Linked DNA regions of Homo sapiens: all the other regions are linked to region 3. Evidence: chromatin contacts called from ENCODE Hi-C or POLR2A ChIA-PET data. All regions are on one chromosome and are shown on one strand. Each heading gives the region's core, a stretch centred on a gene start or an enhancer-like site at or near the end of the contact. The rest is flanking DNA. Distances are from core to core; before and after follow the strand shown. Region 1 holds the start of ARPC3 (actin related protein 2/3 complex subunit 3). Region 2 has its middle 18 kb from the start of ARPC3. Region 3 holds the start of TCHP (trichoplein keratin filament binding).

The links. A loop is a pair of places that touch in the nucleus more often than their neighbours do. ChIA-PET counts read pairs that join two places held with the same protein, here RNA polymerase II (POLR2A). Pooled maps may share reads with other maps.
Region 1: a pooled map shows a loop between it and region 3 (3-fold over the local background). The contact joins the promoter of ARPC3 here to the promoter of TCHP in region 3. A Hi-C loop is called at or near these places in 7 of 50 pooled maps. POLR2A ChIA-PET finds 5 or more read pairs at or near these places in 3 of 52 experiments (B cell, BJ and activated T-cell).
Region 2: a loop to region 3 is called in a pooled map, with 6 times the contacts of the local background. The contact joins the enhancer-like site here to the promoter of TCHP in region 3. A Hi-C loop is called at or near these places in 7 of 50 pooled maps. POLR2A ChIA-PET finds 5 or more read pairs at or near these places in 3 of 52 experiments (GM12878, activated B cell and activated T-cell).

Annotation. Positions count from the first base shown.
Region 1 is chr12:110,448,981-110,451,903 of GRCh38, forward strand. ARPC3 (actin related protein 2/3 complex subunit 3) reads right to left here and starts at 1,357. Exons shown (of 7, transcript NM_001278556.2): 1 at 1,275-1,357. The coding sequence starts at 1,280. RefSeq lists enhancers at 1-765, 1,471-1,570.
Region 2 is chr12:110,430,454-110,433,552 of GRCh38, forward strand. No RefSeq gene overlaps it. Among named protein-coding and RNA genes, the nearest start is that of ARPC3, 18 kb to the right of the region's middle. RefSeq lists an enhancer at 1,284-1,393. Within about 2 kb of position 1,363, at least 18 of the 41 ENCODE cell types and tissues checked have a DNase peak (open chromatin) inside an H3K27ac peak, as active enhancers do; they include GM12878, where a contact is called at or near this core.
Region 3 is chr12:109,898,582-109,901,664 of GRCh38, forward strand. TCHP (trichoplein keratin filament binding) reads left to right here and starts at 1,693. Exons shown (of 13, transcript NM_001143852.2): 1 at 1,693-1,845. RefSeq lists enhancers at 1,416-2,256, 2,257-3,083 and a silencer at 1,914-2,023.

The DNA.
Region 1 (2,923 bases), core at 107-2,606, 550 kb after region 3:
GGCCAGGCTGGTCTTGAACTCCTGACCTCGTGATCCGCCCACCTAGGCCTCCCAAAGTGCTGGGATTACAGGCGTGAGCCACTGCGCCTGACCACCCATCTAGCTTCTTTATAGCATTTGTCACTACCTGACACTACCGTATGTATCTCCTTTATTATGTTTACACTTTTATTGTCTCGACTCCCGATTTGAATGTACATTCTTTAAGATTAGGGATTTGTTGAACTTATTTGCTGCTGTAAATACAGCCTGGCAGGCAGCAGGTGCTCGTTAACGTTTGTTAAAAATAATGTGTGAGCAGGCTGGGCGCGATGGCTCACGCTTATAATCCCAGCACTTTGGGAGACCGAGGGGGCGGATCACCTGAGGTCTGGAGTTCCAGACCAGCCTGGCCAACATGGTGAAACCCCGTCTCTACTAAAATGCAAAAAATTAGCTGGGCGTGGTGGCGCGCGCCTGTAATCTCAGCTACCCGGGAGGCTGAGGCACGAGAATTGCTTGAACCAGGGTGGTGGAAGTTGTAGTGAGCCGAGATCGCCTCACTGCACTCCAGCCTGGGCGACAGAACGAGACTCTCTCAAAAAACAAACAACAAAAAAAGTGTGAACAATCACATAATAACTGAACCACCTTTTCCCGAATCTGCAAAATGGAGACCATGACGGTGATAAATCTACCCCACAAACTGGCTGTCAGAAATTAAGTACAACCAGGCCGTCATAATTTTTTACTCCCACTCTGATGGCACACGAAAAAGGAAATCTTTGGAAGTCAGGCGCCGAACGAGTCTGTGAGGGCCCTAAACCCAGCTGGCTCCGGGATGGCCGCCGCTGCCGGGAAGTGGGTTCTGACAAATGACAAACAGCAGAGGGAGCCTGACCCCGGGGCGGAGGAGGAAGTGGGCCTGACAGAAAAAGGAGAAGCTAGACCCCTGGACTTGAAATATGAAAAATAAAAAGCGCAGCCCTTGGCTTCGCTCTCTAGTGAGGCTTTGGGAACCCTGCCGGAGTCGGAAGGAGTAGACGGAGAGAGAAAAGGGCCTCCTCACACACCCTGGACCCTTGGCCCACTCCTGCCGCGCCCCCGCCTCCCACGACTGGCACCCCCGGGCCGCCCCAATCCTTCAGCAACCGGTCCCCTCCCCTCGCCTCCCTCCTTCTCGGGCCCCAGCTTCCTCTCTGCCTTCCGCCGCCCGCTTCTCTCGGCACACACACGGTTTCTCTCTGCTCTTCGCAATCCCCGCTGTCTCCCCACACCGTGGATCGAACCCTCACCGGCATCTTGGCGGCGCCCGGGTTTCAACCCAGAGGAGCAGGATCCAGGTACAGCGGAGCGCTTCCGGTCTGGCAGCCTGGGCGAGGTAGGCGGAAGCGAAACGGAAGGGGCGGGTGCGGACGTGGAGCTTCCGGCCTTGCAGTTCCGCTTCTGGTTGCAGCGGCCGCGCGGATCTGAAGGAGGCGCCAGAGCACTAGGCAGGGGCCTTGAGTGGTGCAGCGTGAGGCAGCGCCCAGAATGGAGATGGGTCTTGAGGTTCCAGAATCTGAGATCAATCACCTCTTTTGTATTTTTTTCAAATGTCACCTTTTCAGGGCCGGGCATAGTGGCTCACGCCTGTAATCCCAGCACTTTGGGAGGTCGAGGCGGGTGGATCACCTGAGGTCAGGAGTTCGAGACCAGCCTGGATGGTGAAACCCCGTCTCTACTAAAAATACAAAAATTAGCTGGTCGTGGTAGCATCCCAGCTACTCGGGAGGCTGAGGCCGGAGAATCGCTTGAACCCAGGAGGCAGAGGTTGCAGTGAGCCAAGATCGCGCCGCTGCACTCCAGCCGGGATGACAGTGTGACTCTCTCAAAAAAAAAAAAAAAAAAAAAAAAAAAAAATCACCTTTCCTGTGAAGCATTCTCCGTTCATTCTATTTTCAGTTCACCCAACTCCAGCCCCATGCCTTATCCTTCTCTCCCGCTTTTTCCCTTAGTTCTTACGATTCTTGTATTTAGTTTACTCTTAGTGCTTGTGAATGCCAAAAAGGCAGCACTTCGTCCGTTTTGTCACCTGCGCCCGTAACAGTGACGGTATGTAGGAAACATCAATATTTGAGTGAATGAATGAACCCAATGCACTGCATCTAAAAATGGAGAAACTGAAGGGCACTGGACTCCAGGTTTGAATCGCAGCTCCAATACATACTAGCTCTGTAATTTTGAGCAAGTTAACTGGCCTGTGCTTCAGTTCCTCACCTGAAAATGGCAGTAACAGTATTTACCTCATAGTTTTGTGAGGATGAAATGAATTACATGTAAAATGCTTAGAACTTACATGCTTGGAGCATACTGAAAGCCCAGAGTTTTAACTTATTTATTACTAGAAAACTTCTTATGTTAAAAGTCAAGTTCATTGCTGCCTGAGAGCCATTTCTTCTGCCAGTTCCCAGCCTGAAATAGGACCCCATGTTCCCACATCTGATTTCACATTCAGCTGACTGGGCAAATAGCACCTTTTAGGCAAGGTCTTTTTTGACAAAGAGCCCAAAGTAGCCCCATAATCACTCTCCATTTCTTTTCTGCTTTTCTTTCCATCCTCTCTCTGAGGTTTCCTTCCTCATGGTCAGTCTCACAGGCCCAGCATGGCAGCCCCACGTGAGCAAGGCCCTGCCTGCACTGTGCATCCCTGTTCTATCCCCAGTGTCTGGCATCCACGGAACTTCAGTAAATTTGTGTAAATTTACTGAATTTCTGTCAGCCCTGCCTATGAGACAGTGAAATCCTCGAGGACTGGAATTGTCAGATTCATCTTTGAAACCCCAGTGTCCAGTGGGGAAGGCACTGGAATCGGGTCCTTCACTTTTTCTCCACAGGCACATACCATACTCTCTAGAAGCTAAACCAGGGAGGACCAAGGAAGAGGGCAACTGAAAATCTGCCT
Region 2 (3,099 bases), core at 113-2,612, 530 kb after region 3:
CAACAATATGAAGTTGAGTTGCTTGATCAAAAATAATAAAATCTGGAGGCTGGGAGCAGTGGCTCACGCCTGTAGTCCTAGCACTCTGAGAGGCTGAAGCAGGAGGATCACTTGAGCCCAGGAGTTCGAGATCAGTGTGGGCAACATGGTGAGACCCCATCTTTATTTAAAAAAAAAAAAAAAAAAAAAAAAAGGCCGGGCGCGGTGGTTCACACCTGTAATCCCAGCACTTCAGGAGGCCGAGGCGGGTGGATCACGAGGTCAGGAGATTGAAACCATCCCGGCTAACACGGTGAAACCCCGTCTCTACTAAAAATACAAAAAATTAGCCGGGCGTGGTGGCGGGCGCCTGTAGTCCCAGCTACTCGGGAGGCTGAGGCAGGAGAATGGCATGAACCAGGGAGGCGGAGCTTGCAGTGAGCCGAGATGGTGCCACTGTACTCCAGCTTTGGCGACAGAGTGAGACTCCGTCTCAAAAAAAAAAAAAAAAAAAAAAAAAAAAAAAGAAGGGGAAGAAAATAAAAATCTGAGAACTATTACTAAATTACCTTGTCTAAAAAGTCAACATTATAATTGTTTTTAATGTCAGCATTACATTTCAATTAAAGCTGTATTTTAAAGTTCATACTATTGGACCGGGCGTGGTGGCTCACGCCTGTAATCCTAGCACTTTGGGAGGCTGAAGCGGGTGGATCACCTGAGGTCAGGAGTTTCAGACCAGCCTGGCCAACATGGTGTAACCTTGTCTCCACTAAAAATCCACAAATTAGCTGGGCATCGTGGCGCACGCCTGTAATCCCAGCTATTTGGGAGGCCGAGGCAGGAGAATCGCTTGAACCTAGGAGGTGCAGGTTGCAATGAGCTGAGATTGCGCCACTGCAATCCAGCCTGGGTGACAGAGCAAGGCTCTATCAAAAAAAAAAAATCAGACTATATTCATGTATAATTTATAATAAATCATTTGGAAATTGTCCTCTTGCATATATTAAAAAACAAAATATAACAAAACAAAACACCTACCACGATAAAGTCCCAAGGGGAAATGGTCCAGAAGCTAGTTCCAGCGCCTGTGGCCCGTGCGCCCCCTGCTGGCAGTAACGGAACTGGGAACAGGACCCAGAGTAAGCTGGTTTTCTATCATGATGGTTCCACAATTAAAAAAAAAAAAAAAAAAGGGGCCGGGCACGGTGGCTCACGCCTGTAATCCCAGCACTTTGGAGGGCCAAGGCGGGCGGATCACGAGGTCAGGAGATCGAGACCATCCTGGCTAACACGGTGGTCTCTACTAAAAATACAAAAAAGTTAGGGGGGCGTGGTGGCGGGCGCCTGTAGTCCCAGCTACTCGGCAGGCTGAGGCAGGAGAATGGCGTGAACCCGGAAGGCGGAGCGAGGCGGAGCTTGCAGTGAGCCGAGATCGCGCCACTGCTCTCCAGCCTGGGAGACAGAGCGAGACTACGTCTCAAAAATATATATATATCTATATAGATCTCTACAGATATCTAGATATCTATCTATATATATAGATATTTATCTATAGATATATCTACATATCTATATATAGATCTATATATCTACATATCTATATATAGATATATCTATATAGCTCTATATATCTACATATCTATATATAGATCTATATCTATCGATCTATATATCTAGATATATAGATCGATAGATCTATATCTAGATACATATCTAGATATATAGATCGATAGATCTATCTCTAGATATCTATAGATATCTCTAGATATCTAGATATGTCTATAGATATATATACATACATACATATATTTGGCTGGGCGCGGCGGCTCACGCTTATGCCAGCACTTTGGGAGGCCAAGGCAGGCGGATCACTTAAGGTCAGAAGTTTAAGACCAGCCTGGCCAACGTGGTGATATGTTTAAAATAAAATTTTTTTTTCTTTTTTGAGACAGGGTCTCAACTCTGTCGCCCAGGCTGGAGTGCAGTGGTGCGATCATGGCTCATAGCAGCCTCGACCTCTAGCCACCAGGCCTGGCCCCAAACCTGTAATCTTGAAATGAATCAGGGTGGCTTTCTCTCCTTTCTGACATGTCTGTAACCCCTGTGGCAGAAGTTCCAACCCAAACACCAAAACTCTGATTCTGGGTTAAGAATTTTAATTTAGGACAGGTGCAGTGGCTCATGCCTGTAATCCCAGTGTTTGGGAGGCTGAGGTGGGTGGATCACTTGAGTCCAGGAGTTTGAGACCAGCCTGGACAACACAGCAAAACCTTGTCTTGCTGGGCGCTGTGACTCACACCTGTAATCCCAGGACTTTAAGAGGCCGAGGTGGATGGATCACTTGAGGTCAGGAGTTTGAGACCAGCCTGGCCAATATGGTGAAGCCCCGTCTCTACTAAAAATACAAAATTAGCCAGGCGTGGTGGCACAAGCCTGTAATCCCAGTTACTCAGGAGGCTGAGGCAGGAGAATAGCTTGAACCTGGAAGGCAGAGGTTCCAGTGAGCCAAGATTGCACCACTGCACTCCAGCCTGGGAGACAGAGAGAGACTCAGTCTCAAAAAAAAAAAAAAAAAGCAAAAAACAAACCAAACCAAAACAAAAAACACAAAAAAACATGATACCCCATCTCTACCAAAAATACAAAATTAGCTGGGCCTGGAGATGTGTGCCTGTAGTCCCAGCTACTGGGGAGGCTAAGGCGAGAAGATTGTTTGAGCCCAAGAGGTCGAGGCTGCAGTGGGCCGTGTTCATGCCACTGCACTCCAGCCTGGGCAACAGTGATACCCTGTTTCAAAAACAAACAAACAAACAAATTTTAATTAAACAAACAAAACCCCCCACGACACACCACCACCACTCTTTTGGCTTCAGGACTGTCCTTCTGTTTATCTATGGAGTAGGTTTTCACATATCCATTCCTTTTGCTGTGTGAACTGTGGTATTTAGCTAGCTTGTAATTCAAGTCTTTAAACAGATGCTCAAGAGCATTTAACCCACATATTAAAATCATATATTCACCCGTAAAAACAAAATGCAAATACTCTAATCATTCAAGTACTACCATAAACTCTAGGTTTTTTTTTTTTTTTTTGGAGATGGAGTCTCACTCTCTTGC
Region 3 (3,083 bases), core at 443-2,942:
CCAAGACTACACCAGCATGGTATAGCTTGAAACCTGGGCGTTCTGACTGTAGAGACCATGTTTTGAGACAGGGTCTCACTCTGTCACTCAGGCTGGAGTGCAATGGTGTGATCACGGCTCACTGCAGCCTCCTTGTCCTGAGCTCAAGTGATCCTCCCACCTCAGCCTCCCAAGTTGCTAGGACTATAGGTGTGCACCACCACAGCCTGCTAATTTTATTTATTTATTTATGTATTCATTTATTTATTTAATTTGGAGGTGGAGTCTCACTTTGTCACCCAGGCTGGAGTGCAGCAGCGCAATCTTGGCTCACTGCAACCTCTGCCTCCCAGGTTCAAGCGATTCTCCTGCCTCAGCCTCCCGAGTAGCTGGGAGTATAAGCATCTGCCATCATGCCCGGCTAATTTTTGTATTTTTAGCAGAGACGGGGTTTCATCATGTTGGCCAGGCTGGTCTTCAACTCCTGACCTCAGGTAATCCACCCTCCTGGGCCTCCCAAAGTGCTGGGATTACAGGCGTAAGCCACTGAACCCAGCTGAGGCCATGATGCTGCATCCAGGAAAAACAGAGATGAATAAAGAATGGAGAAATGAAGGGAAGAAGAAATGAAAGAATGGGAAAATGAAAGAAAAGAGAACAAACAAGTATTTTTCTTCATTTTCTTTTTAATGGAATAGTTGGCATGTAATACTTGTAGCACACGAGTTATAAAACATACTAATAGAATGAACACTTTTGAACTCACCACCAATATAAGACTATAATAGAAAGTTATCGGCCGGGTGCAGTGGCTCACTCCTGTAATCCTAGCACTTTGGGAGCCTGAGGCAGGCGCATCACGAGGTCAGGAGATCGAGACCATCCTGACCAATATGGTGAAACCCCATCTCTACTAAAATACAAAAAATTAGCTGGGCGTGGTGGCGTGCGCCTGTAGTCTCAGCTACTCGGTAGGCTGAGGCAGGGTAATCGCTTGAACCCGTAAGGCGGAGGTTGCAGTGAATCGAGATCACGCCACTGCACTCCAGCCTGGCGACAGAGCAAGACTCTGTCTCAAAAAAATAAAAAAGTTACCAATAACTTCCATCTACTTATGCCAGCAGGCCTCTGCCCAAGTTGTACATTGAACACACCTGGGGAATTTTGGAAAACACTGATACTCTCAGATGGGATTTGGGGTTTGGTTTGGGCATCTGGATTTTTTAAAGGTATCTGGATTTTTTCTTCTTTTTTTTGAGACAGTGTCTGGCTCTGTCACCCAGGCTGGAGTGCAGTGGCACAGTCATGGCTCACGGCAGCCTCGATCTCCTGGGCTCAACTGATCCTCCCGCCTCAGTCTCCCGAGTAGCTGGGACCACAAGTCCCACCATGCCCGGTTAAGTTTAAAAAATTTTTTAGAGACAGGAGTCCCTCTGTGTTGCCCAGGCTGGTATCTGGTGATTCTCACGCGCAGCCAGGTTTGAGGACCACTGACTTACATTCTCTTCCCCCTGGTTTCCACCTTCACCTTCACGTGATGGTAACCACCATCCTGAAATACGTGTAGTGCATGGACGGATTCTTTGCCTCCATGCTTCCCTATTTCAAGGAGCAGCGACGTTTGCTATTTATCTCCCGCTGGCCACGACGGGGCACCAGAGAAAAACACAGGCTCCCTACGCGCTGAAGGAGGCTTGGCCCTTGCGACGCTCCGTCGTCGGGCTCGTTGCCGGTGCAAACAGGGAGGAAACAGCCGGCGTTGCTGTAGCGCGTCTGGGAATTACACCGGGGGACTGGCCGGCCCGCTTCGTGCCTGCGGGAAGTCGGGCCGGGGGACTCTTCGGAAACTCCGAGCCTCAGAGAAATGTGAGTCGGAGGGTTGGACTAGGCCGGATCCGGCGTTAGGGCGGGGGCCCGCAGGCGGCCCGCGCGGGCGGGAACCGGGGCGGCAGTCAGCGGGCGCGAGCTCAGGGCGCCTCCGGGGTCCTCACTGCGCTCCCCACGCGCTGTGACCCCATTTGTTGCACGTGCATGTTCAGGTCGAGAGAGGGATGCGACGTGTTCGGGGAGCAGCCCACCTTGTGGGTGGCCAATCCGGGACGGGAATCTTAAACTTTTAACTCTTGGTGCAAAGACTGATCCACTGGCGGCTTTACGGGAGCGGGAAAAAAGTATGTGAAGCTTGCCACGGTCTCGAGACCGAGGTCACACGTTAGCAGCCTGCCGGCTACATTTGGACCATAGACGCAGAGTGTTTGCCCCCAAAACTGGAGGACCTCCAGAATGAGATTCTTGGCGTGCACCAGGCCTTTTCGCTCATTCAGCCGGCGTTCCTACCCAGGCACTGCATCGACCCTACACTTGAGGACAGCTTTTGGGTCAGGGGAATTGGTGCCTGGAGTGAGACTGCTCTCTGCTTTCAAGGCTCCAGCTGTATCCCTACATTGCTCAGGCAATTCCTCTCTCTAGGTCTCAGCTTCTTCATCTGCAAGATGAAAGGTCTGTCCTCCATGGTAGCCCAACATACTTCCGAGTGTTATTATCAGTCCCCTCCCCGGGGACTGCCAGAGCCAGGGCAGGTTGGTCCCAACAGGCAGCCCCTTGCAGCAGAGAGAGCCTGGGCTCTGGTCTCAGACGGACATGAATTAGGAACCCAGCTTGTTTATCTCCTTTACTTCCTGGCTCTGTGATCCTGAGCAAATCACTTTGTAATGCTTAACGTTGTTTTTACTAACCTTGTTTTTTAATGCCTTACCTTGTTTTTACTAACCTTGCTTTTAGACTCTTTTTTTCCCCTTAATCACCTAGCCTTGTTTCCACATGAATTAGCTCTCCCTTAGTTGAGAAAGCCGGATGAACTCCATCTGGTTCCCTCATTTACAAGACATCAAGGACTCCTTACCCACCCCTTTCCTCAAGGAGTTAACTTGTGTAAGCAGAATCTCAACATATCAAAGAGTCCAATTAACTGATAAGGTACTGAAACAAGCAATGTACGAAGTTCCCAGGATTTTGCTCAAAAGATAACACCATAAAACCTTGAGTTGGTGTCGGGCAGAGCACCCATATCTAACATTTTATGAAAGATTTAGAGCCCCTGCACC